Linked DNA regions of Homo sapiens: region 2 is linked to region 1. The links are chromatin loops, found by intact Hi-C in ENCODE. Cell type or tissue: MCF 10A. All regions are shown on one strand. Links, peaks and the distances in the headings refer to the core of each region. The heading gives the core; the rest is flanking DNA.

What was found. A loop is a pair of places that touch in the nucleus more often than their neighbours do. Peaks named below come from ENCODE experiments on the same cell type or tissue, not always from the same donor. Only the 100,000 strongest peaks of a DNase experiment are listed, where the experiment ranks them.
Region 2: it touches region 1 in a loop (5-fold over the local background); 1 of 110 quality-filtered maps calls a loop at or near these places.

Annotation. Positions count from the first base shown.
Region 1 is chr5:45,440,424-45,457,687 of GRCh38, forward strand. All of the region lies in intron 3 of HCN1 (hyperpolarization activated cyclic nucleotide gated potassium channel 1), which reads right to left. Among named protein-coding and RNA genes, the nearest start is that of HCN1, 250 kb to the right of the region's middle. In MCF 10A, for the core only: no CTCF peak of the experiment used is centred there; a DNase peak (open chromatin) is centred at 13,888.
Region 2 is chr5:45,571,324-45,588,587 of GRCh38, forward strand. The region is part of intron 2 of HCN1 (hyperpolarization activated cyclic nucleotide gated potassium channel 1); the gene reads right to left. Among named protein-coding and RNA genes, the nearest start is that of HCN1, 120 kb to the right of the region's middle. In MCF 10A, for the core only: no CTCF peak of the experiment used is centred there; a DNase peak (open chromatin) is centred at 7,168.

The sequences.
Region 1 (17,264 bases), core at 12,158-16,157:
ATAGCTGCTTCTTCCTTCATAACCAAGAAACTCATGCCCCTCTTGTGACTACCCACTAATACTCAGAAATATGACACACATTTTCAAATAAGTCTGATATACTTAGGTAGGCCACTGTGTTCTTGCTCTCCCCCAGGGTGAAGTGAGCTGCTGTTTTCCTTGCTAACCCTGACTAGTTCACATCAAACTCCCTGTGCTGCTGCGTGTTGCTCTGTTTTGTCTACCTCAAGCATTTATTGCTCACTGCCAACTGCTGTGTTGTTCTGCCCAAACCACTTACTTGTTGTGTACTGACTTAAACATTTGCTCACAGGCACTTTAGTTCCTGGTGCTGTAGCTATTCTGTAAAATAGCAAAATAGCACTCTCTTCTGTCTTCAACCCTGGTAGAAACTATCACAACATAGGAAACTCAGCCTCATTTAGCTTTTCACTTTACCAAGAACAGAACCCCAAATCTTTCTATGGTTTACAAGACCCATTGGGATTTGGCTGGCTCCTACACATCTTCTAACATTATTTTTGTTCTTCTCTCTCACTCCACTCCAGCCACACCAGCCAATATTGCACTTGCTGTTTCTTCCTTCTGGATTATTCTTTTTCCAGATATTAGCATAACTTCTTCCTTCATTTCCTTGAGTTTTCTGATTAAATGTCATCTTTTTGGGGATGGCATATAGGAACTATTCTATTTTTGAAAGATCTGCTTGACCCAGGTTACAGTATTCTGTTTCCTTGCTTTAAATTTTGTAACATAGTTTGTGCTGCTTGACATATTTTATAGCTGTTTAATTTGTTTATGTTCTATTTTTTTCTGAGAAAAACAGACAACTATGAGGAAAAGACTTTGTTTTATTATCAATATATTTGCCATTAGATCAAAGCATATAAGAATAGCTACTCGAGACAGAAAACATGAAAGGAAGAAATGAAGGAGGGAGGGAAGCAAAGAAGGAGCGAGAGAAGGAAGGAAGGAAAGAAGGAAGGAAGGGAGGGAGGGAGGGAGGGAAGATATATAAATAGATTGATACTATTTAATACATCCTAATCTCAAGAAAACAAGTGGAGGCAAATTGATCCTGTGGTATGGGAAGGGGTGTTATACCTTGCACATGCAATACTCTACCAAATCTTTTTCAGTCCAGCCTGGACACCATATACTTAAAACTGAACAACAACTCTTGTGATACGATTAATATGCTTGAAATATTTTTATTTTATCACTGACATGTGGATTAAGAAATTAAAATAATTAAGAAAAATCTTCTTTAAATGAAATATTTGGAATAGAAAGCTAGAATCTCAGGTTCCCCGAGTCTGGTAACTGTTTATTATGGCTATGGATGCAGTAAAGCTCTAGCTCTTGATTTATTAATTAATGGAGTGCTCAATATATGTTTCTCAACAATAGGTAACATGAGAATTGAAGAAGACAGGAGACATTAACTTTAAGAAAACCCTTAATGCTCAACAAATTCTGCAAGGTTAATGTATGCTGTTTTACAGGAATATCACAACTAAAATATTTTAATATTATTTTTTCCCTTGCAACAATAAAGAATTCTCATGCAAAGTCTTTATTTAACTTGTCTGTTGTTTGTCTGTTGTGTCCTTTTAACTTTATTTATGTATTTTATCTAGGCTTGATCTGTCAGACATAAGCTGTTTGATAATTTATCATATTATTATTGAAGCAAGTTGTCAAACCAGTTAAATTCATGTGAAAAGGAATTCAAATTAGGGCAACAAATCTTCAAAGTCCAGCTGAACTGCTAAAGTAGACAAATTCCTTTTCTTCTGTTTTCCCCAGATGCTTTTTACATTCACTGATTTTTCTTCCCTTTTGTAAATGGAGGAGAAAGGAAGAATTCTGTTAAGGCAGGAGTCTGAGACAAGATACCAACATATCTAGAGGCAAAGCCAGCATTTCTGTTCTCAACCATAAGAACATACGAAATTATGTTTGATTAATTTCAGGAGGTGGAAACTGAGGGCCTGCTGGCTCTAAATCTGGCTTGCTGAAGCTTTTTCCTTTGGAACACATTGTTTTTTAAAAGCAATAATTATATAAAATGATATATAAGTATATATATTAAATAATATAAAACGTGCATATGCATATCTATTTGTACATATAGATGCATCTATAGGTATGTGTATATATATGTAAGGTAGTTACCATATATAAAATATAATGGCATTTACAATAAAAAACATCTGAATATTCAGCTGTTCTTGATGACTCTAGGTATCATTAGGCATACATTTCCACATGATAATCATTAGATAAAACTGAGAAGTAGGCACATTCCTTGGACAGAGTATGCTTTACCAATTCACCAAAGTCATGGGCTGCCTTTTATCTTACATTTGGTCTAATTCATACATCTATATTATGAGAATGGCTTCTGTAGGCATGTCAGTTTGCTATCAATTTTTAATCAGTTTGATTAGGCTAGAGAATATTTGGGTAACAGCTTTTGGTTGAATTGGTAGTTTTCTTCAAGAGCTAGTTTAACTTGATAGCCCCAATTTGTCATGTACCTAACTTTTTCTATATCCAGTACAATTTATATATTAAATAGCATTTTTAGAGAATTAAGTTTTCTTGTTATGCTTGACACATAGTTACAGGGGAATTTTGCCTTCGAAAGTTGGTGTAAGATTTTTCTTTCCCATCATGTTAAATGAAACATGATAGACAATATTAAATTGTTTTTTGATAACCAGGAGTTTTTAGATAACCATAATATATTCAATTGTAGTATGCTACGAAGAGGCATATACAGGGCACTGGATTGGACTGAACCTGCATTAATTCCATAGCCAAGAATTATTTTGGCTAACATAAATTTTAGAATAACTATCAGGTACTTTCTCCATTTTTCTTGCTATTTGAACTTTTGTACATCAAATTTTAGGAAAGTAAATGAAAAAATACATTATCTAAAGGTTTTGATTAGTTCTATTTTAATGACATGGAAGGTGAGTCACAGGTGTTTGGTTGGTTGTTTATTTCATACAGATTTAACTCTCCTCTCCAACAGGTTTTCCTAAGTCCCCTAAGTAAATGTAATTTTACAATTAAAAGATTTATAGAAAAAAGATGCGTTAACTCATCCATTATCTCTATATAGATAAGCATTTTTAGGAAAGTGTAGGCTTAATTTTCCATAAGTTTTTTGCAATGAGAATAATCAGCAATGAAATAAACTAGCAAATACAACACATTTATGTTAGGGCTGACATTACTTTTGGTGAATTGTGAAATATGCAACTTCTGACTTTCTTCCCTCAAGTTAAAACATAATTTAATATTTTTCTCTAATTGTGTTCCAAATAGAAACTGACAAATAGTTAATTTAATCTAGAAGGCTATTTTGTTACAATTTTAAAGATTTTTCTTATTACTGGTAATAAAGACAAATAGAATCAATATTTATAAAACAAAACGTCTATGGTTTATGAAAGAAAAGCCACACATTTCTAAGTTTTTCAGTCAAGGATTTCATCATCCTGATCTGCCATAATGAGTAATACAAAGTTATGAACCCAAAGCAGCTACACATAAGAAATGTACTACACAGAGAAATGTGTTGCAAAGCAAGGAGCTTTTGTTTTCTATTTGCATAATTTAAAAGATTAACTGTAAAAATAATAAAATCTCTTGTTCAATTCATCATAATTTCATCCTTTCTGCTACACTTTTGGCAGGTTTTTATAATATGAAGGTGTACTTTACTGCTTTCTTAATATCTAAATGCTCTGTCAAATAATCAAGTGAGTTCAGTAAGAGGCTATTAAAAACAAAGTTAATTACTAATCTGTCACAGTCTTTATTTAAATGAATTTATAAATGAATTTAAATTAGTTTTGAAAGCATCATTTCAGAATATAAGCAGACAGCCAGTGAGTATTTACATTTCAAAGAAGTATCTACTAGTTAGAAAATAATTGCCTGAGGAATCAAAATATCTTAGTATTTGGCACCAAAATTCAACTATTTTTAATAAAAATATTATTGTTTAGAATCTTTATGTAGTTAAAATGAGCAGTATTTCAATTATGTCGTATATTGAAGTTATAGTCACAAAAACCCTTAGTATGCTTTACATCTTTGGCTGAGCCTTGTCTGATTCTTGTACTTGTCCTTATCCTTGTTTTTTTCTGAATCTCTTATGGGATCTTATGTTTGTCATATGAAATCCATTCTCTTAGGCTAAGTTCATCTTCTTATATAACAAGATATTCTTAAATATGAATCTATAACCCAGCATACTAGCCACTTCTTTTTTGCTTTTTGTTGGCTGCATCTTTGGTGACTTCAACCAGGTTATTATTTTTACTTTATTCTTTTCTTTTTTTCTTTTTCTTTCTTTTATTATTATTATTATTATACTTTAAGATTTAGGGTACATGTGCACAATGTGCAGGTTAGCTACATGTGCCATGCTGGTGTGCTGCACCCATTAGGGGAGGAGCCAAGATGGCCGAATAGGAACAGCTCCAGTCTACAAGCTCCCAGCCTGAGCAATGCAGAAGACGGATAATTTCTGCATTTCCATCTGAGGTACCAGGTTCATCTCACTAGGGAGTGCCAGACAGTGGGCGCAGGACAGTGGGTGCAGCGCACCGTGCGTGAGCCGAAACAGGGCGAGGCATTGCCTCACTTGGGAAGTGCAAGGGGTCAGGGAGTTCCCTTTCCTAGTCAAAGAAAGGGGTGACAGATGGCACCTGGAAAATCGGGTCACTCCCACCCGAATACTGCACTTTTCTGACGGGCTTAGAAAACGGCGCACCAGGAGATTATATCCCGCACCTGGCTCGGAGGGTCCTACGCCCAGGTAGTCTCACTGATTGCTAGCACAGCAGTATGAGATCAAACTGCAAGGCGGCAGTGAGGCTAGGGGAGGGGCACCTGCCATTGCCCAGGCTTGCTTAGGTCAACAAAGCAGCCCCCAGGCTTGAACTGGGTGGAGCCCACCACAGCTCAAGGAGGCCTGCCTGCCTCTGTAGGCTCCACCTCTGGGGGCAGGGCACAGACAAACAAAAAGACAGTAGTAACCTCTGCAGACCTAAATGTCCCTGTCTGACAGCTTTGAAGAGAGCAGTGGTTCTCCCAGCATGCAGCTGGAGATCTGAGAATGGGCAGACTGCCTCCTCAAGTGGGTCCCTGACCCCTGACACCCGAGCAGCCTAACTGGGAGGCACCCCCCAGTAGGGGCAGACTGACACCTCACATGGCCGGGTACTCCTCTGAGACAAAACTTCCAGAGGAAGGATCAGACAGCAGCATTCACGGTTCATGAAAATCCACTGTTCTGCAGACACCGCTGCTGATACCCAGGCAAACAGGGTCTGGAGTGGCCCTCTAGCAAACTCCAACAGACCTGCAGCTGAGGGTCCTGTCTGTTAGAAGGAAAACTAACAAACACAAAGGACATGCACACCAAAAACCCATCTGTACATCACCATCATCAAAGAACAAAAGTAGATAAAACCACAAAGATGGGGAAAAAACAGAGCAGAAAAACTGGAAACTCTAAAAAGCAGAGCATCTCTCCTCCTCCAAAGGAACGCAGTTCCTCACCAGCAACAGAACAAAGCTGGACAGAGAATGACTTTGACGAGTTGAGAGAATAAGGCTTCAGATGATCAAACTACTCTGAGCTACAGGAGGAAATTCAAACCAAAGGCAAAGAAGTTGAAAACTTTGAAAAAAATTTAGACGAATGTATAACTAGAATAACCAATACAGAGAAGTGCTTAAAGGAGCTGATGGAGCTGAAAGCCAAGGCTCGAGAACTATGTGAAGAATGCAGAAGCCTCAGGAGCCAATGCGATCAACTGGAAGAAAGGGTATGAGTGACGGAAGATCAAATGAATGAAATGAAGCAAGAAGGGAAGTTTAGACATGAAGAATAAAAAGAAACGAACAAAGCCTCCAAGAAATATGGGACTATGTGAAAAGACCAAATCTACATCTGATTGGTGTACCTGAAAGTGACGGGGAGAATGGAACCAAGTTGGAAAACACTCTGCAGGATATTATCCAGGAGAACTTCCCCAATCTAGCAAGGCAGGCCAACATTCAGATTCAGGAAATACAGAGAACGCCACAAAGATACTCCTCGAGAAGAGCAACTCTAAGACATATAATTGTCAGATTCACCAAAGTTGAAATGAAGGAAAAAATGTTAAGGGCAGCCAGAGAGAAAGGTCCGGTTACCCTCAAAGGGAAGCCCATCAGACTAACAGTGGATCTCTCAGCAGAAACTCTACAAGTCAGAAGAGAGTGGGGGCCAATATTCAACATTCTTAAAGAAAAGAATTTTCAACCCAGAATTTCATATCCAGCCAAACTAAGCTTCATAAGTGAAGGAGAAATAAAATCCTTTACAGACAAGCAAATGCTGAGAGATTTTGTCACCACCAGGCCTGCCCTAAAAGAGCTCCTGAAGGAAGCACTAAACATGGAAAGGAACAACTGGTACCAGCCGCTGCAAAATCATTCCAAAATGTAAAGACCATCGAGACTAGGAAGAAACTGCATCAACTAACGAGCAAAATAACCAGCTAACATCATAATGACAGGATCAAATTCACACATAACAATATTAACTTTAAATGTAAATGGACTTAACGCTCCAATTAAAAGACAGACTGGCAAATTGGATAAAGAGTCAAGACCCATCAGTGTGCTGTATTCAGGAAACCCATCTCACGTGCAGAGACACACATATGCTCAAAATAAAAGGATGGAGGAAGGTCTACCAAGCAAATGGAAAACAAAAAAAGGCAGGGGTTGCAATCCTAGTCTCTTTTTTTTCTTTTTGAGACCAGGTGCGGCTCTGTCACTTAGGGTGAAATGATGCAGTGGTGTGATCTTGGCTCACTGTAACCACAGCCTCCCCAGCTCCAGTTATCCTCCTACTTAAGCCTCTTGAGTAGCTGAGACTACAGGCATGTGCCACCACATTCTCTAGCTATTCAAAGTTTTTATAGAGACAAGGTCTTACTATATTGCCCAGCCTGGTCTCAAACTCCTGAGCTCAAGTGATCCTCCTGTCTTGGCCTATCAAAGTGCTGCGATTACAGGCATGAGCCACTCACCCGGCCCAGGTTATTATTAATATGTTGAAAATAACTCCGATCTGAAGACAGGATCCTAAAGATGTCCTCTTACATATCTTCATCTTTGTTGATCTCAATTTATCAATCTGTACTTTAGGATCTGGGGAGAGAAAACATTCGCTCAACCTGTTATTAACTTAACTCAGTTCTATAGTGTGTTAGTCCAAATATTTCATATCAGAAAGCACCTTGTAGAAACATTTGTATAAGTACATATGCTAGTCCTAAGGTTCACCTCAAAAAGGGGGAGGTGTTTGGTATATGTCCTTAGCAAGGTTTGCAACAAGATTTTTCCCCTCATAATATCATATGTATATATTTTATGATATATATATATATATGAGACAGAGAAAGAAAGGCTAATCTGTTATGACTTGTTTCATTAAACTAGAGCTTTCTCTGACCACGCAACACAAAAGAGAACATTTTTTGATTCACTGCTATATGTTTTTTATAAATTACAAAGATATTATGGTAAATTCCAAACTTTTCCTACATAAGTTTTATAATTACCAAATTATAATGATAATTATCTCATATATAATTTATTTTATAATTTGGTACAGAATCTCACTTTGTAAATTCATACATCATTTTCATATTCCATGGAAAAACAGTTCTTTCATCATTTTAATTGCTTATTAAAGATCCTGTGCAATCAGTCCATCATTTTTCTCTAATATATGACCATCTTAAGGTGCAATTCACATAAGCCAGGGGATTGAGCTCATTTGGAATACCAAAGTATTGTCTCGGAGTTCAATTTCTCTGGACTTTATTCCAGTTTATTCAGTTTAAAATATTTCACCTTGACAGAAGACATTATTAAACAAGAAGAAAAGTATTCCACTAACATTCTGTCATTTATGTGGATCCCAAATGGAGGGTTTATTCACTTCCTGGTCCTTGCTCCAAGTATTACTAAATGCCATTAATGTTTCTCTCATTCTAAATGTTCTTTGAAACTAACATTTTGTCTAGTATTCTGCAGGTGGTAGCAAAATAAAAACAAAGTTTTACATTCAAATACTATTGGTTTCTTTAGCCACGTTTATGCATTATTAACTTTTTCTTTTTCTGCCATTGTTCTGTTAATATTTCTAGGTATACAGTACATCTGCTTGTACTCTCAGCTACCTGAAATTATTCTATTTTTGAAATGACAGGAATATATACCAATACATTGATAGGGAATATCAACTCTAACTCACACACAAATACAACTATTAATAATAGCTTTTGTGTACTGACTTGAGAAGTATAATAAAAATTGTTGGTCAGGCATGGTGGCTCACGCCTGTAATCCCAGCACTTTGAGAGGCCGAGGCCAATGGATCACTTGAGGTCAGGAATTTGAGACCAGCCTGGCCAACATGGGAAAATCCTGTTTTTACTAAAAATACAAAAGTTAGCCAGCTGTGGTGGCCCGTGCCTGTAGTCCCAGTTACTCGGGAGGCTGAGGCATGAGAATTGCTTGAGCCCACGAGGTTGCAGTGAGCCAAGATCACACCACTGCACTCCAGCCTGGGCGATGGAGTGACCTGTCTGAAATAAAATCGTTTTATTTAGTTGGCATATATAAGCACCTTTATTTACCTCAAAATTCTGTGAAGTAATTATGATTATCATCCCCACATTACAGATAAAGTAACCAAGGTACAAATATGTTAAGTCAGTTGTCCAAGGTCACATAGCTAGCATAAGAGAACCAGTAGAGGAATCTAAATAATCTAGTTCCAGGACTTGATTATGCTAACCACTTCACAATACCACTTCTCATATTTTGTTTAACTTTACTTGCATGCTTCTTATCAGATTTTGATCACTTAACTCTAACCAACAAATTCAGTTTTTGTTGAAGTAGATTCTCATCATTTCTTCTATGCTTTTTACTGTCAACTAGGCATGCCAAGAGCTCATCAGTCGTCTGCTTTAAGGAGATTAGATGTCCCATCTCTTTTCCAGTTCTAAGGTGTGCCCTAAACCTGCCTCCATTTTACTACTTTTGGACCTTCTAGTATGCTGTTAATAACACTTCTTCATTAATGTTTCTTTTTTTTTTCTTTATACCGCTTTATTTCAACCTTCCCAGCATGCTAGATTTCCATGTAGTGTGTACCCATATGACACCTGGTCTTCTCCAGTTAGGTCAATTTCTTTCTTAAAAAATGTATCTCAATAATAAATTCTAGCCCCCAAAATTTTATGATTTCCTTTAGAATATGTATCATTCTGCCATACCTATGCATAAGAATATTGAAATTGTAAGAACATAAGTTGGTTTTTTTTCTTTTTTTGAGACGGAGTCTCACACTCTGTCCCCCAGGCTGGAGTGCGGTGATCTCGGCTCACTGCAAGCTCTGCCTCCAGGGTTCACGCCATTCTCCCGCCTCAGCCTCCCGAGTACGTGGGACTGCAGGTGCCTGCCACCACGTCCGGCTAATTTTTGTATTTTTAGAAGAGACGAGGTTTCACCATGTTAGCCAGGATGGTCTCAATCTCCTGACCTCGTGATACGCCTGCCTCGGCCTCCCAAAATGCTGGGATTACAGGCGTGAGCCACCGCGCCCAGCCGAACATAAGTTTTATTTGTGGTTATCTTTCAAAGTGTTGCCTCAAGAGAGGTTTTGATAAGCTTCATATTATTTCTGTTTATTTCAGTAGCTAACTTATCAACTGATTAAAGATAAACTCCCATTTTTAAATAAAAACAATGAAACTGAAGCAAAGTTTGATTTTACCCAATCATCTGGACCTTAATATATCAGTATATGATTTCTATATTCATACATTGATGGAAAATAGAAGGTAGTACAAGTAAGGAGACTGTGGTCTTAGTTCCAGTTCTGTCACCAGCTTTCTGATTGAGTTTTATAGATAATTTGAATGTCTCTTTCCTAATTCATAATTTATTCACAATCTTGGTGATTATATATAAAGTACTTTTAAAAAGTGTTTTTGACACTATGATTAATGAGTTATTTATTAATCAATACAGACAATTTGCTTCACATGGTTGTGAACAGATACCACAAAACTGCTAGACAAATAAATAAGCAAAATAAATAATAATGAATTGCAGGTACTAAATATTAGATATGTGGGAGCAGTTCCTGTATAGGAATTATTGTAATAGTAGTTGGTAGAATTACATCCATAAACTTATATTGTTTACTTCCTGGACAAGAAATAAAAGATCTTAATAAGAATGTAGCTCAGGAAAATAAATAGTGTTAGGATCTCAAACAACACATGGTTATGATAAAGGTTATAAGTTTTATCTCCTTTGCAAGAAATAGGGCAGGCTTCAGTACCACCTAGTGACAATGGTGAATGGTCTCAATGGCAAAAAACAGCCTGGAGGAGAAAAGACAATCTGCTTTTATTGTATTAGCTATTTGGCTTCTATCTCCTACTTCTATTCCTTTTTTCATTCTTCTGTAAGATAATGTGTTTATCCTACTTTTGGTTTCTTCAAATTTTGCAATAATTTAATTCCTGTACAACACTAAATCACCATGGAAATTACCCTGTTCATACAATGAATTTGAATACAAATTAAATGATCGAGAAATACATTCAAAAACTTTAGAGCATGACAGTCTCATAAATATTTGTATATAAACTGTCTCTACATCTCTCATTTATAGGGTTTCTATTTTAACATGATCCTTTGTATAAAAATCTGTATTTATTTACATTTCTTTTTAATATTTTTCAAAAGAGCTACTTATTAAAAAGTTCTGATCTCTTGGTATAATCAGAACAGAAAAATATAGAGAAATAATAACACTGATGAATGTAAGGGAAAGGTGCCCCTCAGGAGAATGATTTCCATTAAATGTTACAGATTACTACATTTTGGTTTGATTTGCCTAATATTTACTGATTTCAGGCACATGGTAAATTTCTTTTCTCTTCTTTTTCCTTAAGAATTGATAACTCAGTCGAGGACAGAATTACAAAAGTTGTAGACTAAATGTAATCATAAATAAATGGCACATTAATGCTTACTTTTAGCTTGGGAGCAATGGGGAGATAATAATGCCCACCATGGAAATGATACCTTTTTCTATTATATTATAATTTCATTGAACTCAGTAAAAATCTTTTTTTTAAAAAAGTGAATAAATAGCTGACCTTAGGAAAAACACAACATCAATTAAAAAAATCTGAAAAGTCACCTAAAGGCCAAAAACATAGTTTCTGGAAAATTAAGAAGGTCAAATTCAATTATATCCACATTTGGTATGTAGTTAAAATTCAACATATTTCCACTAGAAGCCCTTCCCCATGTTGTAGGAATCAGGATTTTAGATTATCACATTGATCACAGTAGCAAAGGGTAGCACACAGTGATCTCTAAATACACATCATTTGCTTTGATGGACATTATAAGTAGATATTATAAATAATATTCATTCTATATTTAGAATATAATTAGAGACCATTTTAATTGACTTTATGATATGCTCAAGAAAACGCTACTGGAGTATAGAGAATGGATTGTGATTCACTGCTATATGTTTTTTGTAAAATACAAAGATATGGTAAATTCCAAACTTTCCCTACACAATTTTTATCATTACCAAGCTTATGCATGAGAATAAATGATAACAGTCCACAGCTAGGTGTGCCTATTTCTCTATGCATGAAATATGAGATACTGGATGTAGAACAGAGACAGGTATTGATTAACTCTTATTTGGATTGGAGCTGTGTTTCTGAGGCACCTAGCTGGTAAATACTAGAAGGGTATTTAGTTTTTTTTTTTTGTTTTTTTTTTTAGGTTCCAGGGTACATATGCAGGTTTGCTATACAGGAAAATTGCAAGTCACAGGGGTTTGATATAGAGATTTTTTTTTTGTCACGCAGGTAGTAAGTATAGTACCCAGAATAAATTACATCTCTAAAAACAGCAAACACTTCTAAAAAATGATGGGGTATATAAGATAGTAAGATAGAACCCAATAGGTAGTTTTCCTATCCTCTCCCTCTCCCACCCTCCACCCTCAAGTAGGCCTCACTGTCTGTTGTTCCCTAAAAGAGTATTTAAATGTTAATCATAATGGCCCTATGTCTAGACCCTCAAAGTTTAAAGAAAATGGGCCAATTAGTCTATTCTATATTTTAAGATCTCATTTAATAAATTGCTTACAGTGGTTGATACATTATAAGAATATATGTATAAAATAGCTGAAATAAGTTAAAGGTTTAAAAGCCAAATTCATCATAAAATTTACTCATTACTCCAGAATAAATTACATCTCTAAAAACAACAAACACTTCAAAAAAAATGATGGGTTATACAATGGGGTTACGAAATGTTCGTTTTAGGTTTCAAAAAGTGTCCCTCCTATTCTTTCTTATATCCCGCATTTATCACATGGCTTTCTTCATGTCACTTCTGATTCTGTCATATATCTCTAGAGTAGCATAATTAGACTGGGGTATAAAGCAGGAGGGATAAAAATGAGATGGAATAGAAAAAGCAAAGTGTGGAGAGCCTTTCATTATGGGAAGCAACTATATAATCTTGTCTGGAAAATTATCTGAAAATAGGCAACTTAGCTTACATAATTTAAGTCTATATAAGTCTCTTTTAAACAGAGAATGATAACCTTGAACTCTTTAGAAAGAGAAAGTTCATATGAATTGCCTGACATCCGTATATCCGTAAATTGAATAATACAGTAGAAACTATTAGTCTGCTATTCCACTGATTCCCAGATTGAAGACAATGTTACTATTTTATTCCAATCTGCATCAATTCAAAACAACATTTTTATGTGAAACGTAAATATATGAGGAGTTCAGAAAAAATAAGATATTATAATTGCCTTTCTTTGCCAGATTCTTTTGAATTTACGACAGTAGTAAAAGGAAAGACCCTAAAACCCAACACACACATACAAAACACAATGACTTTTCACGTATTTTTCATATACATTCTGAGCTCTTCCAGCAGTGCAGCCAATTCATGGTTGTTTTCTATAAACATAAATTGGCAATGGTTTATAAAAGATGAAGTTGTCTGGGGCTCATGAAGTAGAATGGTATGGTGGGTTCATCCTTAATCCAAGGGGAAATATGGATTTTATAACCAGCTACCATACTGTCTCTGGCTTTATGCAAATGGAATAACAATTCTGTTTCAGACTCTTTATCTTTAAAATGGTAAATGTATTTTTACTCATTTCCTTCAAAATAGGTGAGATAATGTGTTATACATACATGAATACTATATTTGTGAATGTCTCAACAACATTTAGAATAGCAAGGATATAACGGAGAACTAAGTCTAGCAAATTAATCATTTTGGAGGAAATATTAGACAGCAAAATACTTTTTTTTCTTCAACTTTATCAGGTGCCACTTGTTAGATAAGGTAATTTCATGAATAGTGCTTCTTCTGCTATTTGTTGCTTAAAATTTAAGAGCCAGTCTATGTAAGCGGGAACAAAAACATGTTTGGAACTTAACGGCTTGGTCTTACATTGCTAAAGCAACTCAAGGTCACCATAGCCAATATACAATCTCATCAATATCCTGTATCCCTCTCGATGATGAAATTATAGTTCGATTTAAAATTTTCTGAAATACACATTTTATCTGAAAACAAAATATCAGATTAGAGTTGATTTCCTTATTTTTTTCCTGTAAGAGAATCCACATCTGAGAAGGAAGAACACAGTATGTGAACCCTTTCCCTTTTGTGATGAGGTCATGTTTCTATCCAATAGAGAGCAGTTGCCAGGCAGACTTTGCTAATTGGGAGAGACAGGACAGCAAAGGAGAATCGCAACACTCAGCAGGCTGCTGACCTACTTTATTATTATAACTCATAGGAGCTACGAAGGCATTTTTTTTTCCAGTAGAGCTACAGTGACTTGTCAGCAAATTAGTTACCCTTTGTTAGGTCTTAAAAAAAAATAAAAAAAAATAAAAAAAAATAAAATCTTTCTGTTATGGCAGTACGTTCTATTTTAAAAAATTAATATTATCAGAATAATACAATTTCTAAGCCATAGAAATTCAAATCTAAAATAGATTACTGAATCTCAAGAGAGGGGAAATATATTTTTAATTAAGAGATTTTTTAGCTCATTTCTTCGTAATATTACTTTGGCTATATTATGTCAATCAGTCATTACCTAAGTAGTTAAATGGGCTCTGTAAACAAAAAGTGAATCTATTTTAATTTTGCCCTTAAATATTTGATAGAATGGCAATAGATAAAATAATTGTCCGGGTTTCTATATTCTAATTGTATATGTGAGCTTACATATGAATAATTCTCATTGCTTTTTTTCCAAATTATTTACTTAAAATATCAATAAATAGCTCTCTCTTCTCTGCCCACCCAGCACACATTTATTGGGATGATTATAGTTTTTGAGCTAGAAGTGCCTGAAGTATCTTGATTCCCCACTCTATTGAAGGTTCCTGATCTAAAGCCAGCTAATACTACTTGAAATGAATGTCTCTCTATTTTGTGTCTCCCTGGCCCTCGGTTTTTCATAGATTTTATTTCAATCCACACAGGGCTACTACTAGAACACCACTGGATGAGTTAGAAAACAGACTGTACTCCCTGGGTATCTAAATTAAGAAGAGAAAATAGGCTTGCATGGCTTCATTTTCAAGGGAACACAGTTTGGAAAACAGAAAAAAGGGGAGTAATTCACCAGCACTTGAACCATGCTCTTTGGGCAGTGCAAACATTTCAGAGCTCTCAATTCAAATTCCTATTAATAGATATGTCATATAATTTACCATTTCACTGGATTATAAATGTATTCATTGTTGAGCTTACATTTTGTCAAGTTTTATATAGTTTTTAGTACCCAGAAAAGATAGTTTGAATAAAAGCATGTTAGAATGTAAGCCTAATGAGGGCAGGGACTTTGTCTCATCCTCTACCATGTGTTTAGTGCCTAGAATAATGTCTGGAACAAAGAAATACTCAATAGATCATTTAAATGAAAAAATACATAATATACACTTAATTCATAGCTAAGAAGCTACGTACAAGAAAGTCAAGTGACTTGCATAAAATCAGCAGATTTAGGGGTTGAGGTAATTCCGATATGTATGTCTTTAAATTTAATTCTGCAAATTTCGCCCCCTATGTTTCTGTACAAACGAGTTAGGATAGGCTATGTTATGTGTGAGCTTCAAATTAAGACATGCTTCTGGAACTCAAAAAAAAAAAAAAAAAAAAAAGGGTTGAGGGCATTATAGCAGCTTTTCAATGCTTATACCTATAAGTGAAATATACTGCTATTCATAGGCCATTAATTATTAATTAATAGCACAGACAGGTACCCATCTAACTGAAAGGCAGCTAGAAAATATGGAAAGCACGTGGCTATTTGGTTGTTAGTAAGTGTCCCTGTCACATTGTTTCAAATAAAAGTAAAATAGAGTAACCTAGATTTTCCAGTGGAATCCCTTATTCTCTCCATATAGATTTTACTAATTAGACCATTACAGACATTTTTTATATCAGTTTTTTTCTCTGATATTGCTAGATTGGTTTACGCATCTTAACTTTTTGGAAATTAATATATCTATAGATATGTAGAGAATTAGAGGCTTATTAATTTTGACTTCAGCAATTTAGAGTATGTCCACGAGTTCTAAATTCAGTAATTTAGAGTATGGTCAAGTGATTGATTACTTATCTTTGAAAAAAATAACTTGAGATGCACAAATCATTAAAACAAAAACTGTATAAGGAAGACCACTTAAATAGATAACTGAATAATTAGTTTGCACATATTTTAAAAAATGCTGATAATTACCATTTTGATTATAAACAATATTTTAGTTAGCAACACATGCAGAGTTGGTATAGGAGTTGTCTAGGATGCAGATACATGAAAGACCAATTGTCTGCACTGTAGAATAGCACTTATCAAAATTAAATAATGCACAGATTCCTTCAAATCACAACAAATGAATCATTACAATGAAATACCCTTGACTTGGGTTAAATTATTTTGATTATAATGTTACTCAAATAAATACAAGTATAAAACTAAAACAAACATAATTTTACAAATCAAATACAAAATAATGAATCAACAAATACATCTTAATGTAAATTTACTGTGATGAGTAATGCTGTTTTGCTAAAACCAAGTAGGTGCATAAAATGTAAATGTAGTGCTGTAATGCCAGGTTTTGTAGATTGTGTGATTTTATACAGTATTCTACAACTGAGTGCTATGGAATGACTAATTGACTTATCCAAGTTTTTCTTCATTTTGACTACGGTGAAACGTGTACAGGATTTAATATGTTATTAATCTTTCAATTGGTATAAATGCATCATTTATTTGTTATGCTCAAAAACCAGAATTATTTGATGTAACTCCTCATGACACAACCTGCTCCAACTACAAAAGCATATTCAGATTCCATATGTATGACATTCAGATAATCCTAAATTCATAACATGCTATGTTAAAACCTTCAAAATGATTACTAACATGTAATCATATATTTATAAGATTGCTAGTAGAAAACATGGACTCCCTGACAGTAAACCTATAGACTTTTAAAGAAAGATTGCTCTAGGAATGTACTGTTTAGCTGAAAATCCTTCTTTATCTGTTCTATAAAGTCATTCCCTAGGTTACATCCGATATTTGAGATTCAGTTCAAAATTAATACGCAAGTTAACGTGCATCATTTATTTTCTTATATTCTTAAAATGAATATTTCATACTTGTAATTTTAACAAAAACCCATTACTCCCAATCTTGTTTATAATGATTTAATATAATTTTAGTGTTGTACACCTAAACACATAGCCACAAAATGTCATGGGAATAAAACTAATCTTATTAGAAAGTAATTATCTGCTATATCCAAGATTTTCATTCAGATAGAATTATATAATTCAGACTTATTTCTTGAATGAAACAAAAACAAATAATATAAATACAAAGCAAAGTTACTTCCTGTTCACGTTGTGTTTTGCAAGTCAGTATCTCCTTCCTAGTCAATTTAAGTAGCCTGCACTTTTAGTCCGCTTTCCGTTGTTACAACAAAATACCACAGACTGGGTAATTTATAATGAACAGAAATTTATTTAGCTCACAGTCCTGGAGGCTGGGATAT
Region 2 (17,264 bases), core at 4,958-8,957, 120 kb after region 1:
TTTTTTCTTGGAGATGTTTTCTGACTCTTAAAAAGAGAATCAGAGAACACGCTGTTTTTCTCTTTTCTTTTGGATATTTTATTATCTGGACACGCAAACTGGAGTTGCTATACCATATTGTGACTTGGGGCAAGATAGATGAAACGCCAAAATAGACAAGCTAAGAATGGTGGGGATGAAAGATGTCATCAAAGAACCTGGATGCTTCATGGGAATTTTGAGTTATGATATTAATTAGCTCCATGCCTGTTCTACTCAGGATATTTACTACAGATTTTTACAAATGTCTTTATTTTAAAGCCAATATGAGGACAGACGCGGTGTCTCATGCCTGTAATCCCAGCACTTTGGGAGGCCAGGGCAGATGGATCACCTGAAGTCAGTAGTTTGAGACGAGCCTGACTAACATGGTGAAACCCCGTCTCTACTAAATACAAAAAATTAGCCAGGCATGGTGGCACATGCCTGTAATCCCACCTATTTGGGAGGCTGAGGCAGGAGAATTGCCTGAACCTGGGAGGCAGAGGTTGCAGTGAGCTGAGATCATGCCATTGCACTCCAGCCTGGGCAACACGAGTGAAATTCCATCTCAAAAATAATAATAAAAAATATTTTAAAAGTCACTATGAGTTATGACCATTGATATTTTGTTTATAAATGCATTTGAAAGCATCCCATGTCCTTTCTCTTTAGACATTGTGGTGTTAGATCCAATCATAATAGAGAGCCTGATGGTTTCTAAGCAGTGATTTATCTTCCACTCTTCTCTCCATTCATTTGTACACATTATATCTATTGTTATCCTCCTTTCAGCCTCCACTGTGGAAATTGCTTTGATAACTTATTAATGCCAAAGGATAAATAAAAAATATATACCCTTCAAGAAGCATTTTCATTCTAAAGGATTTTAAATCAGACCTTAACCCTGAGGAATGAAATATCTAATAAAGTAAATTACAGAAATTGCATCAGACTCATGAGAAGCACTTCTCATTGTCCTTTCATGTTCTCCTTATTTGGTATCTTTATGCTTAGTCCATTACTTAACCATAAAACTTCATTCTTTCAGGAATGCTCAAAGTACTTTAAAGAGAATTAACCTGGATATAGTGCAATCTGCTCAGGGCTAATAATATTAAGGATTCACACACTTGGAAAATATCTATAAATGATTTTTTAAAAAGATAAAAAGAAGTGTGGCTGTGTTTTTGTATATGTGGACATACAACTGTTGCATTTTAGCCTGGTCTATAGCCAAGATTGAGAGTGATATAATCATATTACTTTTCTAAATTGGGGAAATATGTTTCTTCTCTTTTAATGGTAAAATGGTCTTACCATACATAAAAGATTGGTGATACAGAATTTCAGGAACTAATGATTGACTCTGTATTCATTAATTTGTTTAACAAAATTGTGAGCACGTACTGGCACCAATTTAGCTATTGAGGATACAGCACTGAACACAAGCCCTTCCCTTAATGGAGGGACTTTGTAGTGTTGTGAATAGGGAAAAAGAGATAAAAAATAAGTTCAATATATTAAATGTCATTGTGATTTGTGATATGGAGAAAAGATGCATAAAATGTAGAATAGGAAGTGTGTGGGTAGGGAGGAACATTTCATTTTTTTTAAGGTCGTCAGGAAAGGATCTATTGAAACATAACATTTGAGCAAACACCTGCATTAGCATTTGTTTTGCTTAGCTGCGCAAAATGTTTTTGGCATACAGAAATTCATGCTTGGAAGGTTGATGATAGAAACTTACTTGTTTTAAGAAATTTCTATGTACATAATAGAATATTATCTATGCATATAAATGTCTCTATTCAAATTTCTTCAAAGGACCTCAGCTTAAACACATTTAAAATTAAACTCATCATTTTCTTCGAAATCTATTACTCTTTTCTGCTCTTCTTCCCCAAACAACTTAGTAAGAACATAGGCACCACTGCAGTTCAAAAATCTGAACATCATTATGAAAGTCCTCTTCTAATTCAATACCCAGGCTGACTAAGGTATTGTCTCATTAGGGAAACTGCATTTTCTGCTACCAAAATCCCATTGCTAATAGTGTCTAGTGCAAATACAGCTGTGAATTCACTTCATTTATTTATTTTCCTGAGGAGGGTTTTCCAATAACCTCCCCCCACCCCGAAAATTGTTAAAAAAACACTGTAACACTATCCTTTTCTTACTTTTTTGTACATTTACTTTATAAATGTTGTCCTTTGGTCAGTGAACCAAAACCAACAGAAGAGGACAAAATGGTCTTATGTGCTATTACCATGAATAATGTCTTCCAGAAATAGACTTGAAAATTGCTCCCCTAATGCCATCCCATTCACTATATACTTAAAAAAAATCTATGAGGGTTGAAAATATTGAGATGATTGATTTAAGATACCTATTATTACTGACTGCTGACATTTGGCCTTGGGAAATTACATTCGCAGTAGTATTTTTAAAATGATTAAGAGAGGTTTCTGAAAAAAAGTATTTACATTATAAGATGTATTTTTAGAATTTGTTTCTTAAAAACCATTATATAAGCTTTCTGAACAAAAAAAGATATTTATTTTATGAGAAAAATACACTGAATTTGCCCTTATAAATTATAATTTGTAAAAATTAATAAATGTAAGATAAGTAGATTCCCAATAGCATATACAAAATAAAACTTGCTTACAACTGATCATAAAATGTAATGTGCCCATTGAATATGGTAAAAGGGAAGTATATGAATCATAAAATTTTATTTTTCCTATCCTATCCACAATACCATGATGCTATATAGCTATTAAATTTGGAACAGTTTTCAGGAATATCTTGGTTTATTGGGCTTAATGATATTGTGCTTCTCAGATAAAGTAATTTTTACAAATTTAAGATTTTTGCAACTCTGCATCAACCAAGTCTATTGGTGCCATTTTTACAATAGTATGTGCTCACATGACACTTTCAGGTGTCACATTTTGGTAATATTCATAATATTTCAAACTTTTTCATTATTATTATATCTGTTATGGTGATCTGTGATCAGTGATCTTTGATGTTTCTAATGTAACTGCTTTGGGGTGCCATGAACCATGCCATGTAAGATGACAAACTTCATCAATAAGTGTGTGTTCTGACTGCTCCCTCAGTCAGCTCAGCTGTTTCTCCATCTCTCTCCCTTCCTTAAGGACTCCTTATTCCCTGAGACACAACAATATTGTAATTAGTCCAATTAATGACTCCACAATGGCCTCTAAGTGTTCAAGTGAAAGAGTCACACATCTCTCACGTTAAATCAAAAGTTAGAAATGATTGAGCTTAGTGACAAAGGCATGTTGAAGGCCAAAACAGACCAAAATCTACGTTTCTTATGCCAAACAGTTAGCCAAGTTGTGAATGCAAAGGAAAAGTTCTTGAAGGAAATTAAAAAGGCTACTTCAGTGAACACAGGAGTGATAAGAAAGAGAAACAGCCTTGCTGTTGATGTGGAGAAAGTTTGAGTGGTCTGGATAGAAGATCAAATCACCCACAGCATTCCCTAAGCCAAGTCCTAATCCAGACCAAGGCAGTTACTCCGTTCAATTCAGTGAAGGCTGAGAGAAATGAGGAAGCTACAGAAGAAAAGTTTGCAGCCAGCAGAGTTTGGTTCTTAAGATCTAAGGAAAGAAGTAATGTCCAGAACAGAAAAGTGCAAGGTGATGCAGCAACTGGTAAGGTAGAAGCTTCAGCAAGTTATTCAGGTATAGCTAAGATAATTCATGAAGGTGAACGAAGGTGGCTACACTAAACAACATATTTTCAATGTAGACCAAACATCCTTCTATTGGAGGAAAATGCCATCTAGGAATTTAATAGCTAAAGATGAAAAATCAATGCCTGTTTAAATCTTCAAAGAACAGTCTGACTCTCTTTTTAGGAGCTAATGTAGCTGGTGACTTTAAGTTGAAGCCAATGTTCATTGACTATCCTGAAAATTCTAAGGTCCTTATTCTCAGCAAACTATCGCAAGGACAAAAAACCAAACACCACATGTTCTCACTCATAATTGGGAACTGAACAATGAAACACATGGACACAGGAAGGGGAACATCACACACCAGGGACTGTTGTGGTGGGGGCGGGGAGGGATAGCATTAGGAGATGTACCTAATGCTAAATGACGAGTTAATGGGTGCAGCACACCAACATGGCACATGTATGCATATGTAACAAACCTGCACGTTGCGCACATGTACCCTAAAACTTAAAGTATAATAAAAAAAAGGAAATAAGCTCAATCTACTCTGCCTGTGCTCTATAAATAAAATAACAAAGCTTGGATGTCAGCACATTTGTTTACAACATAGTTTACCAAATACTTTAAGCCCACTCTTGAGACCTACTGCTCAGAAAAAAAGATTTCTTTCAAAATATCACTGCTCATTGACAATGCACCAAGTCACTCACATAAGAGCTCTGATGAAGATGTACAAGGAGATTAATTTAATGCTGTTTTCATGACTGCTAACACAGCATCCATTCTGCAGCCCATGCTTCAAAGAGTATTTTCAACTTTCAAGTGTTATGATTTAAGAAATATATTTTTATATATTTATGAAGTATAGCTGCCATAGATGGTGATTCCTCTGATAAATCTGGGCAAAATAAATTGTAAACCTAGGATTCACCATCCTAGATGTCATTAAGAACACTGTTGATTGATGGGAGGAGGTCAAAATATAAACATTAAAAGAAATTTGGAAGAAGTTGATTCTAACCACCATGGATGACCTTGCCGGATTCAAGAATTCAATGGAAGAAGTAACTGCAGATGTGTTGGAAATAATAAAAGAACTAGAATTAGAAGTGGCGCCTCAAGAAGTGACTACATTGCTGCAATCTCATGACAAAAGTTGAATGAATGAGAAGTTGCTTATAGATAAGTGAAGTGGTTTCTTGAGATGGAATCTACACCTGATAAAGATGCTATGAATATTGTTGAACTGGCAACAAAAGATTTGGACTATTACATAAACTTATTTAATGAAGCAGAAGCAGAGGCAGTGTTTAAGAAGACTGACTTCATTTAGAAGTTCTACCATGTGTAAAATGCCATGAAATAGCATCATAAGCTACAGATACATTTTTCTGAAGGAAGAGTAAATTGATGTGGCCAACTTCCTTGTTGTCCTATTCTAACAAATTGCCACAGTCACCCCAACTTACAGCAACCACCCTTCTGGTCAGACAGCAGTCATCAACATCAAAGCAAGACCTCCCACCAGCAAAAAGTATCACTAGTTGAAGGCTCAGATGATCTTGTTAGCATACTTTAGCAATAAAGCATTTTTTAATTAAAGTATGTATATTTTGTAGAGATACTGCTATTGCACACTTAACAGACTACAGTATAGTGTAAACATAACATTTATATGCACTGATAAACCAAAATATTTGCGTGACTCTCTTTATGGTGATATTAACTTTATTCTGGTGTTCTGGAACCAAACCAGCAGTATTTTGGAGATAGGCCTTTTTGAACCAATTCATCCCAATTTCTCCATCAGCCCACCTTTCAAATTTGTGAATCATCCTGAACCTAATCTTTTATTTTCCCCTTCCCCAGGAGGTATGCTAAGGCTTTTAACCCTCTATGCAAACTTAAAGCATTCTTTTTATAAATGTTTTTGATGTCTCTGTACCAAATGAATGACCTACATTCACCAAGTTTATATTCTCTACCTGAATGTATATCTTTATTTTGGAAGGGTTGGAGTTAGCTATTTGCTAACAATTACTCTCACTACAAAGGCATTTAATCAATAAATATTATTAACCTGCTAGTACAATCAGAATATTGTTGGAGCTGAATAAAATTATTCTTGTTTTCAAGGTTATTACAATTTAATAGGTGGAAAAAACACATGGAAATAATATTAATAGCATCATGAATTACATATGCATCAATTGCTAGAAATTAGAACAAGACGAAAATCTTCTGATTAGAATGATCCAGAAAGCTTAATAGAGGGCTGACATCAGTGCTGGGTGTTGGTGGTAGGGTATGATTTTAATATGTCAAAATGGGGAATTAGCTGTGCTATGTCATATTGTATTTGTCTAAATGTACATAAAACTAGTTTCACAAATTATCATGTATTCAATTTGAAAAGCATCTTGTAACTTAAAACATATTTTCATAGGAATGTAAGAAATATAAAATTATAGGCCTAGCATAAATTTGTGATTATTTATGTATTAAATAGTTCCCAATTTTACAAAACATTTGGCCTCCAGTCCTTAAATAATAATCCATTGCAGGATAAATATATCATTAAAAAATCTAGGTAGCATAAAGTTCTAGTTATTTTAACAACTATATAAAGAAATATATGCAAATTATAAAATGAGCTTTATAAGAACTTTTCTGACATTATAAAACTTATCACATGAAGTAGCTTTTCTTATACTTGAGGTTTTATTTCCTTAAATGTACTTAGAAATACGAAGCAATGCATCTGTTCTTTGAACTGAATTTGAAGAAAAAAATTAAGAAAATGATATTGTTGCCTAAGTTGATATTAATATTAGTAATTTTCAAAATCGCATTAACCAGAGAGTAGGGTGGTTGGAAGTAGTGTCACTATTCTTTTGTATGCCATCTGTAATTCATGGTTTTTGAACACATGCTTAGAACTCACAGTAGTGATGAGACTTACAAACCTAGCTTACTATGATTGATGACAGCAGAGTTAAGCAAAATTAAACAACTGAGAGGAAGGATATTTTTGTCACAGGGATGGTAAGAAAAGGTTTAGTTGTTGCCATTGCTAATGTTTACTCTAGTTCTCTTTTTAGATGACCCACCACAGTGTCCTGAGAAGCCAAAATGGGATAATTGGGGTCTAATGGAAGGCCAACTTAGTAAGACAAAGGTCTATCTAAAGGGTCTCAAATGAGGGTATTAGGGATGTCAACACCAGGCTGGAAACATATTCCAAGCAGTGATTAGGCGGTCTCTTCTTGGAAGTGAATATGAACTGGCATTAGATTCAGGCTTGACAGTGAAATATGTGGAGCCTTCTGACTCAACATGCAGCACATATTGTTTATTTTCTGTTGCTATGGAGAAAAAAAAAATGCACCTAGTCAACTCCTCTCCAGTGTGTTCAAAACTATATGCCAGTGTTTCCAGGAAGCATTAGATAAGAGTGGGAGGTGGTGAGGCAAACATCTACAGTGTCACACTGTCTTTAAGCCAATTTTAGAGATTGCATGACTCCTGAATCATCATAGCTCAACAGTACGGAGCATTCACTTTGTCAGTGCTATATTCTAAGTGCTTTACATTTACTAACCCACTTAGTTCTCATAACACTTTATAAAATAAATAATATTAATATTCCCATTTTACAGATGAAAAAAAATGAAGGCATAGAGCAATTAACAAACAGCCGAAGTTACACAGTTAAAATGTAATATGACTAAAATTCAAATCAGGCACTTTTGCTCTAGAAAGAAGAGCAAAGGGAAGTAATATATTTTTAGTATTCTCAGACTTGAGGAAATATATGCAAAAATAATATAATAAATTAAAAGCAATACCTGTTATATGTCTACTATACTGGCTTTCACTCACCTGGATGGGATTAATCAGTATCTACAATTAATTTTGTGCAAATGTCATCGTTATCTCATGACATTTTCAAATTTCCTAAAACAACCTCTCATATCAAAAGTAATGTTTTTAAACCAAACTTTATTATTTGTATTAACATATAAGTATCTGTTTATAAAATCAAGTATAATAATTAAATATACACAGAACTATTGAATAAAGAACAAATGTAAGGCACGAAGCTACAGATTTTTAAACTTAAATCCTAAAAATTTAGTCAAATTCTCAAAGTTTACAAATGACAAACGGAAAGGTAATCTTATTGGTAGTCAGATAAACTCTTAATAGCTGACTCAGATCAGTATTGTTTCCTTTATACCAAGCTGTAGGTACAAAGTCTTATTTTTCCTACAGTCATCATCAAGTTCCAGATTGTAAACTGCCTCATAAATTGAACCTCACCAACACAGCTCAAGACCAATCTCCATGCCTTGTCTCTTGAGACACACAGTAAATGAACCTCTTCTCCTTTTCCCTTTGGTCATATTTTCGTCTCCTGCAAGTATCTACCATGGTCTCGCAAAGATCCTAATACTTAAAAAACAAAGAGTGAAATTATCAAGGAGAGAATATAGTAGTAGTGAGAGCTTACAAAAATTAAAAAGAGCCAAACAAAAAAGTGAATAAGTGCTGATTTATAATTGGGTTTTTAATTGTTAACATTTCAATCTAAGGTTTAGATATTAGATACAGAAATATTTATACATTTTCATAGTTTGGAGGAAGGGAAGGTATAGCACATCAAGCTGAATAATAAATTAAAAGTAATAAGTAATCTCTGAAATACACATCTATATAAAAAGAGAGAAAAAGAAAAGATGATGGTCTTTGTCTTTTGTTTCTGTTTTTTAAGCAGTGCAACAATGGAATAGATTATGTGAGAATTTCTCTTCCTGGTAAAAGACTGATTTATAGGAGATGATAAACCTCTAAATGTTGACATGTTAACTCCTTTCGGATGGTCAAAGTGTCAAAATATGCCTGCCATTTAGATGCAATATCCTTCCACCACATTCCTCTGGAATATTAATTGAAAGATATATACTGGAGTCGCCTATTCAAAGCCACAGTCCCGCTGAGACCTTCAAGGATTCAGCCTATTCAGAAGGCTGAATATATTGCCCTGAAAGGTTCCTATGTCCTACTCCCTGGACCTAGGAAAATATTAGATTACATGGCAAAAGGAAATTAAGGTTGTGGAGGTAATTACGGTTGAAAATCAACAGGCCTTAAAATAGGGAGATTACCTTGGATTGTCCATAAGGGCCCATTGTAGTCACAAAGGACCTTAAATGTGAACAAGGAAGGCAGAAGAGGAGAATCAGAAGAGCTGTGACTAGAATTAAATCAGAGTGATTCAAAGTGAGGAGAATTTAAATTTCTCCTGGGGGTCACAAGCCAAGGAATGTGGTGGCCTCTAGTACCTGGAAAAGGCAATGAAACAACTCCCCCACTGCAGATTACAGAAAAAAATGCAGCCTACCTACATCTTGATTTAACTCAGTGAGAACCATATCAGACTTCTGATCTACAGAGCTATAAGATTTGTTGTTTTTTTGTTTTGTTTTGTTTATTATACTTTTAAGTTTTAGGGTACATGTGCACAACCTGCAGGTTTGTTACATGTGTATACATGTGCCATGTAGGTGTGCTGCACCCATTAACTCGTCATTTAATATTAGGTATATCTCATAATGCTATTTCTCTCCCCTCCGCCCACCCCACAACAGGCCCTGGTGTGTTATGTTCCTCTTCCTGTGGCCATGTGTTCTCATTGTTCAATTCCCACCTATGAGTGAGAACATGCGGTGTTTGGTTTTTTGTCCTCGCGATAGTTTGCTGAGAATGATGGCTTCCAGCTTCATCCATGTCCCTACAAAGGACATGAACTCATCCTTTTTATGGCTGCATAGTATTCCATGGTGTGTATGTGCCACATTTTCTTAATCCAGTCTATCATTGTTGGACATTTGAGTTGGTTCCAAGTCTTTGCTATTGTGAATAGTGCCACAGTGAACATACGTGTGCATGTGTCTTTATAGCAGCATGTTTTATAACCCTTTGGGTATCTACCCAGTAATGGGATGGCTGGGTCAAATGGTATTTCTAGTTCTAGATCCTTGAGCAATCGCCACACTGACTTCCACAATGGTTGAACTAGTTTACAGTCCCACCAACAGTGTAAAAGTGTTCCTATTTCTCCACATCATCTCCAGCACCTGTTGTTTCCTGACTTTTTAATGATTGCCATTCTAACTGGTGTGAGATGGTATCTCATTGTGGTTTTGATTTGCATTTCTCTGATGACCAGTGATGATGAGCATTTGTTCATGTGTCTTTCGGCTGAGAAGTGTCTGTTTGTATCCTTCACCCACTTTTTGATGGGGTTGTTTGTTTTTTTCTTGTAAATTTCTTTGAGTTCTTTGTAGATTCTGGATATTAGCCCTTTGTCAGATGAGTAGATTGTAAAATTTTTCTCCCATTCTGTAGGTTGCCTGTTCACTCTGATGGCAGTTTCTTTTGCTGTGCAGAAGCTCTTTAGTTTAATTAGATCCCATTTGTCAATTTTGGCTTTGGTTGCTATTGCTTTTGGTGTTTTAAACATGAAGTCCTTGCCCATGCCTATGTCCTGAATGGTATTGCCTAGGTTTTCTTCTAGGGTTTTTATGGTATTAGGTCTAACATTTAAGTCTTTAATCCATCTTGAATTAATTTTTGTATAAGGTGTAAGGAAGGGATCCAGTTACAGCTTTCTGCATATGACTATCCAGTTTTCCCAGCACCATTTATTAAATAGGGAATCCTTTCCCCATTGCTTGTTTTTGTCAAGTTTGTCAAAGATCAGATAGTTGTAGATATGCAGTGTTATTTCTGAGGGCTCTGTTCTGTTCCATTGGTCTATATTTCTGCTTTGGTACCAGCACCATGCTGTTTTCGTTACTGTAGCCTTGTAGTACAGTTTGAAGTCAGGTAGTGTGATGCCTCCAGCTTTGTTCATTTGGCTTAGGATTGACTTGGCAATGCGGGCTCTTTTTTGGTTCCATATGAACTTTAAAGTAGGTTTTTCCAATTCTGTGAAGAAAGTCATTGGTAGCTTGCTGGGGATGGCATTGAATCTATAAATTACCTTGGGCAGTATGGCCATTTTCACGGTATTGATTCTTCCTACCCATGAGCATGGAATGTTCTTCCATTTGTTTGTATCCTCTTTTATTTCCTTGAGCAGTGGTTTGTAGTTCTCCTTGAAGAGGTCCTTCACTCCCTTATAAGTTGGATTCCTAGGTATTTTATTCTCTTTGAAGCAATTGTGAATGGGAGTTCACTCATGATTTGGCTCTCTGTTTGTCTGTTGTTGGTGTATAAGAATGCTTGTGATTTTTGTACATTGATTTTGTATCCTGAGACTTTGCTGAAGTTGCCTATCACCTTAAGGAGATTTTGGGCTGAGATGATGGGGTTTTCTAGATATACAATCATGTCATCTGCAAACAGGGACAATTTGACTTCCTCTTTTCCTAATTGAATACCCTTTATTTCCTTCTCCTGCCTGATTGCCCTGGCCAGAACTTCCAACACTATGTTGAATAGGAGTGGTGAGAGAGGGCATCCCTGTCTTGTGGCAGTTTTCAAAGGGAATACTTCCAGTTTTTGCCCATTTAGTATGATATTGGCTGTGGGTTTGTCATAGATAGCTCTTATTATTTTGAGATACGTCCCATCAATACCTAATTTATTGAGAGTTTTTAGCATGAAGGGTTGTTGAATTTGTCAAAGGCCTTTTCTGCATCTATTGAGATAATCGTGTGGTTTTTGTCTTTGGTTCTGTTTATATACTGGATTACATTTATTGATTTGTGTATGTTGAACCAGCTTTGCATCCCAGGGATGAAGCCCACTTGATTATGGTGGATAAGCTTTTTGATGTGCTGTTGGATTCAGTTTGCCAGTATTTTATTGAGGATTTTGGCTTCGATGTTCATCAAGGATATTGGTCTAAAATTCTCTTTTTTTTTTTTGTTGTGTCTCTGCCAGGGTTTGGTATCAGGATGATGTTGGCCTCATAAAATGAGTTAGGGAGGATTCCCTCTTTGTCTATTGATTGGAATAGTTTCAGAAGGAATGGTACCAGCTCCTCCTTGTACCTCTGGTAGAATTTGGCTGTGAATCCATCTGGTCCTGGACTTTATTTGGTTGGTAAGCTATTAATTATTGCCTGAATTTCAGAGCCTGTTTTTGGTCTATTCAGAGATTCAACTTCTTACTGGTTTAGTCTTGGGAGGGTGTACGTGTCGAGGAATTTATCCATTTCTTCTAGATTTTCTAGTTTATTTGCATAGAGGTGTTTATAGTATTCTCTGATGGTAGTTTGTATTTCTGTGGGATCAGCGGTGACATCCCCTTTATCATTTTTTATTGCATCTATTTGATTCTTCTCTCTTTTCTTCTTTATTAGTCTTGCTAGCAGTCCATCAGTTTTGTTGATCTTTTCAAAAAACCAGCTTCTGGATTGATTGAGTTTTTGAAGGGTTTTTTGTGTCTCTATTTTCTTCAGTTCTGCTATGATCTTAGTTATTTATTGCCTTCTACTAGCTTTTGAACGTGCTTGCTCTTGCTTCTCTAGTTCTTTTAATTGTGATGTTAGGGTGTCAATTTTGGATCTTTCCTGCTTTCTCTTGTGGGCATTTAGTGCTATAAATTTCCCTCTACACACTGCTCTGAATGTGTCCCAGAGATTCTGGTGTGTTGTGTCTTTGTTCTCGTTGGTTTCAAAGAACATCTTTATTTCTGACTTCATTTCATTATGTACCCAGCAGTCATTCAGGAACAGGTTGTTCAGTTTCCATGTAGTTGGCAGTTTTGAGTGAGTTTCTTAATCCTGAGTTCTAGTTTGATTGCAAAATCTGTGGTCTGAGAAACAGTTTGTTATAATTTCTGTTCTTTTACATTTGTTGAGGAGTGCTTTACTTCCAACTATGTGGTCAATTTTGGAATAGGTGTGGTGTGGTGCTAAAAAGAATGTATATTCTGTTGATTTGGGGTGGAGAGTTCTGTAGATGTCTATTAGGTCCGCTTGCTGCAGAGCTGAGTTCAATTCCTGGATATCCTTGTTAACTTTCTGTCTCGTTGATCTGTTTAATGTTGACAGTGGGGTGTTAAAGTCTCCCATTATTATTGTGTGGGAGTCTAAGTCTCTTTGTGGGTCTCTAAGGACTTGCTTTATGAATCTGGGTGCTCCTGTATTGGGTGCATATATATTTAGGATAGTTAGCTCTTCTTGTTGAATTGATCCCTTTACCATTATGTAATGGCCTTCTTTGTCTCTTTTGATCTTTGTTGGTTTAAAGTCTGTTTTATCACAGACTAGGATTGCAACCCCTGCCTTTTTTTGTTTTCCATTGGCTTGGTAGATCTTCCTCCATCCTTTTATTTTGAGCCTACAAGTTTCTCTGCACGTGAGATGGGTTTCCTGAATACAGCACACTGATGGGTCTTGACTCTTTATCCAATTTGCCAGTCTGTGTCTTTTAATTGGAGCGTTTAGCCCATTTACATTTAAGGTTAATATTGTTATGTGTGAATTTGATCCTGTCATTATAATGTTAGCTGGTTATTTTGCTCCTTAGTTGATGCAGTTTCTTCCTAGCCTCGATGGTCTTTACAATTTGGCATGTTTTTGCAGTGGCTGATACTGGTTGTTCCTTTCCATGTTTAGTGCTTCCTTCTGGAGCTCTTTTAGGGCAGGCCTGGTGGTGACAAAATCTCTCAGCATTTGCTTGTCTGTAAAGGATTTTATTTCTCCTTCACTTATGAAGCTTAGTTTGGCTGGATATGAAATTCTGGGTTGAAAATTCTTTTCTTTAAGAAGTTTGAATATTGGCCCCCACTCTCTTCTGGCTTATAGAGTTTCTGCCAAGAGATCAGCTGTTAGTCTGATGGGCTTCCCTTTGTGGGTAACCCGACATTTCTCTCTGGCTGCCCTTAACATTTTTCCTTCATTTCAACTTTGGTGAATCCGACAATTATGTGTCTTGGAGTTGCTCTTCTCGAGCAGTATCACTGGGGCATTCTCTGTGTTTCCTGAATTTGAATGTTGGCCTGCCTTGCTATGTTGCGGAAGTTCTCCTGATAATATCCTGCAGAGTGTTTTCCAACTTGGTTGCATTCTCCCCGTCACTTTCAGGTACACCAATCAGATGTAGATTTGGCCTTTTCACATAGTCCCATATTTCTTGGAGGCTTTGTTCATTTCTTTTTATTCTTTTTTCTCTAAACTTCTCTTCTCACTTCATTTCATTCATTTGATCTTCCATCACTGATACTCTTTCTTCCAGTTCATCAAATCGGCTACTGAGGCTTGTGCATTGGTCATGTAGTTCTCGTGCCATGGTTTTCAGCTCCATCAGGTCCTTTAAGGACTTCTCTGCATTGATTATTCTAGTTAGCCATTCGTCTAATTTTTTTTCAAGGTTTTTAACTTCTTTGCCAAGGGTTCGAACTTCCTCCTTTAGCTCAGAGTAGTTTGATCGTCTGAAGCCTTCTCTCAACTTATCAAAGTCATTCTCCGTCCAGCTTTGTTCTGTTGCTGGTGAGGAGCTGCGTTCCTTTGGAGGAGGAGAGGCACTCTGATTTTTAGAGTTTCTAGCTTTTCTGCTCTGTTTTTTCCCCATCTTCATGGTTTTATCTACCTGTGGTCTTTCATGATGGTGATGTACAGATGGGGTTTTGGTGTGGATGTCCTTTCTATTTGTTAGTTTTCCTTCTAACAGTCGGGACCCTCAGCTGCAGGTCTGCTGGAGTTTGCTGGAGGTCCACTCCAGACCCTGTTTGCCTGGGTATCAGCAGTGGAGGCTGCAGAACAGCGGATATTGGTGAACAGCAAATGTTGCTGCCTGATCGTTCCTCTGGAAGTTTTGTCTCAGAGGAGTACCCAGCCGTGTGAGGTGTCAGTCTGCCCCTACTGGTGGGTGCCTCCCAGTTAGGCTACTCGGGGGTCAGGGACCCACTTGAGGAGGCAGGCTGTCTGTTCTCAGATCTTCAGCTGCATGCTGGGAGAACCACTACTCTCTTCGAAGCTGTCAGACAGGGACATTTAAGTCTGCAGAGGTTTCTGCTGCCTTTTTTTGGCTATGCTCTGCCCCCAGAGGTGGAGTCTACAGAGGCAGGCAGGCTTCCTTGAGCCGCAGCTGGGCTCCACCCAGTTCGAGCTTCCTGGCCACTTTGTTTACCTACTCAAGCCTCGGCAATGGCGGGCACCCATCCCCCAACCTCGCTGCCGCCTTGCAGTTTGATCTCAGACTGCTGTGCTAACAGTGAGTGAGGCTCTGTGGTGTAGGACCCTCTGAGCCAAGCACGGGATAAAATCTCCTGGTGTGCCATTTGCTAAGACCATTGGAAAAGCACAGTATTAGGGTGGAAGTGACCTGATTTTCCAGGTGCCATCTGTTACCCCTTTCTGTGACTAGGAAAGGGAATTCCCTGACCCCTTGCGCTTCCCGGGTGAGGCGATGCCTCACCCTACTTCAGGTCACACTCGGTGCACTGCACCCACTGTCCTGCACCCACTGTCTGACACTCCCCAGTAAGATGAACCCGGTACCTCAGTTGGAAATGCAGAAATCACTCATCTTCTGTGTCGCTCAGGCTGGGAGCTGTAGAGTGCAGCTGTTCCTATTTGGCCATCTTGGCTCCTCCCTCCTATTGTTGTTTTAAGCCACCAAATTTGTGGCAATCTGTTGCAGCAGCAATAGAAAATGAATATACAAGCCTAGAATCATCATTTAGTCTCTTAGAGCCATTATTTAGTCTCTTAGCACCAGAGACTAAATTAATAAATATTCGTGATTCCCCAAGTTTATGTGGTTTTGCTGTATGTAATAGACTATCTTAATAAACCTTTTGAAATACTCCTATGTTTTAAAAATCAATTCCAGAGTCAAAAAATATGCACCTCAATTCTGTGGGCCATCACTAACCAAGGTTGGCTATAATCATTCCATTATATCTTTAAGACTACATAACCAAGTTATTTTCAAACCTGTCAGATCAATGCTTCTAAAAAAGTCAGGAAACAACAGGTGCTGGAGAGGATGTGGAGAACAAGGAACACTTTTACACTGTTGGTGGGACCGTAAACTAGTTCAACCACTGTGGAAGACAGTGTGGCAATTCCTCAAGGATCTAGAACTAGAAATACCATTTGATCCAGCCATCCCATTACTGGGTATATACCCAAAGGATTATAAATCATGCTGCCATAAAGACACATGCACACATATGTTTATTGTGGCACTGTTCACAACAGCAAAGACTTGGAACCAACCCAAATGCCCATCAATGATTGATTGGATTAAGAAAATGTGGAACATATACACCATGGAATACTATGCAGCCACAAAAAAGGATGAGTTCTTGTCCTTTGTAGGGACATGGATGAAGCTGGAAACCATCATTCTCAGCAAACTATCGCAAGGACAAAAAACCAAACACTGCATGTTCTCACTCACAGGTGGGAATTGAACAATGAGATCACTTGGACACAGGAAGAGGAACATCACACACTGGGGCCTCTTGTGGGGTAGGGGGAGGGGGGAGGGATAGCATTAGGAGATATACCTAATGTAAATGACGAGTGAATGGGTGCAGCACACCAACATGGCACATGTATACATATGTAACAAACCTGCACGTTGTGTACATGTACCCTAGAACTTAAAGTATAATAAAAAAAGAAAGAAATATTAACACCATGTTTATTAATTAAAATTAAAGACCCAGAACATATGTCATTAACTGAATACTTGTGCCTACTAAATTTCATACATTGAAATTTAATCCCCAGTGAAACAGAATTTGGAGGTGGGACCTTTAGGATGTAATTAGTTCATGAGGTTTGAGCTTTCCCAAGTAGGATTAATGCCCTTATTAATGAGGTCACAGAGAGCTCTCTTTCTCCTTCTCTTTCTTTTATATGAGAATGCAGATAAAAGATGGCAGTCTACAACCCAGAAAAGGGCCCTCATCAGAACCTGACCATGAGGGCACCCTGATCTCAGACATCAAATCTTCAGAATTGTGAGAGATACATTTCTGTCGTTTATGTGCCACCAAAGTACCAGCATTACTTTTCTTTATACCAAGTTGTTACAGTATCTTGAACTAAGACAATATAAAACCTACCTATACACATAAATTCAAAAAATATATAATCCCCTATAGATAAGATAAATAGCAGGGAAGTCAAGATAATATAATAATGTACATTTATATTCCGGCAAGACTACACTAGAAGACACAATGAATTAATAAGTTTGTCCCCATAGGTAGAATCACAGTGAGTACTTCAGACTGAAACAGTTATGTTGCATTGGCCACTCGAATACTGAGAATGGAGTGGATATTGTGTAATTTCGAACAACACTTGTTTAAATTCCAAACAAAATGTTATAGAATCTCATCATTTGTGCAGCAATTCCTTTACTTCAAAATGCTGTGTATGCCAAATCCTAGGTAATCTTTACTTGTGCAGCACTGCCTAAGTTGCAGGATAGCTAGAATTCCTGACCCCCTCCTCTAAATGCCGACACCCTACTCACCTCCTGCCCCACCAGGC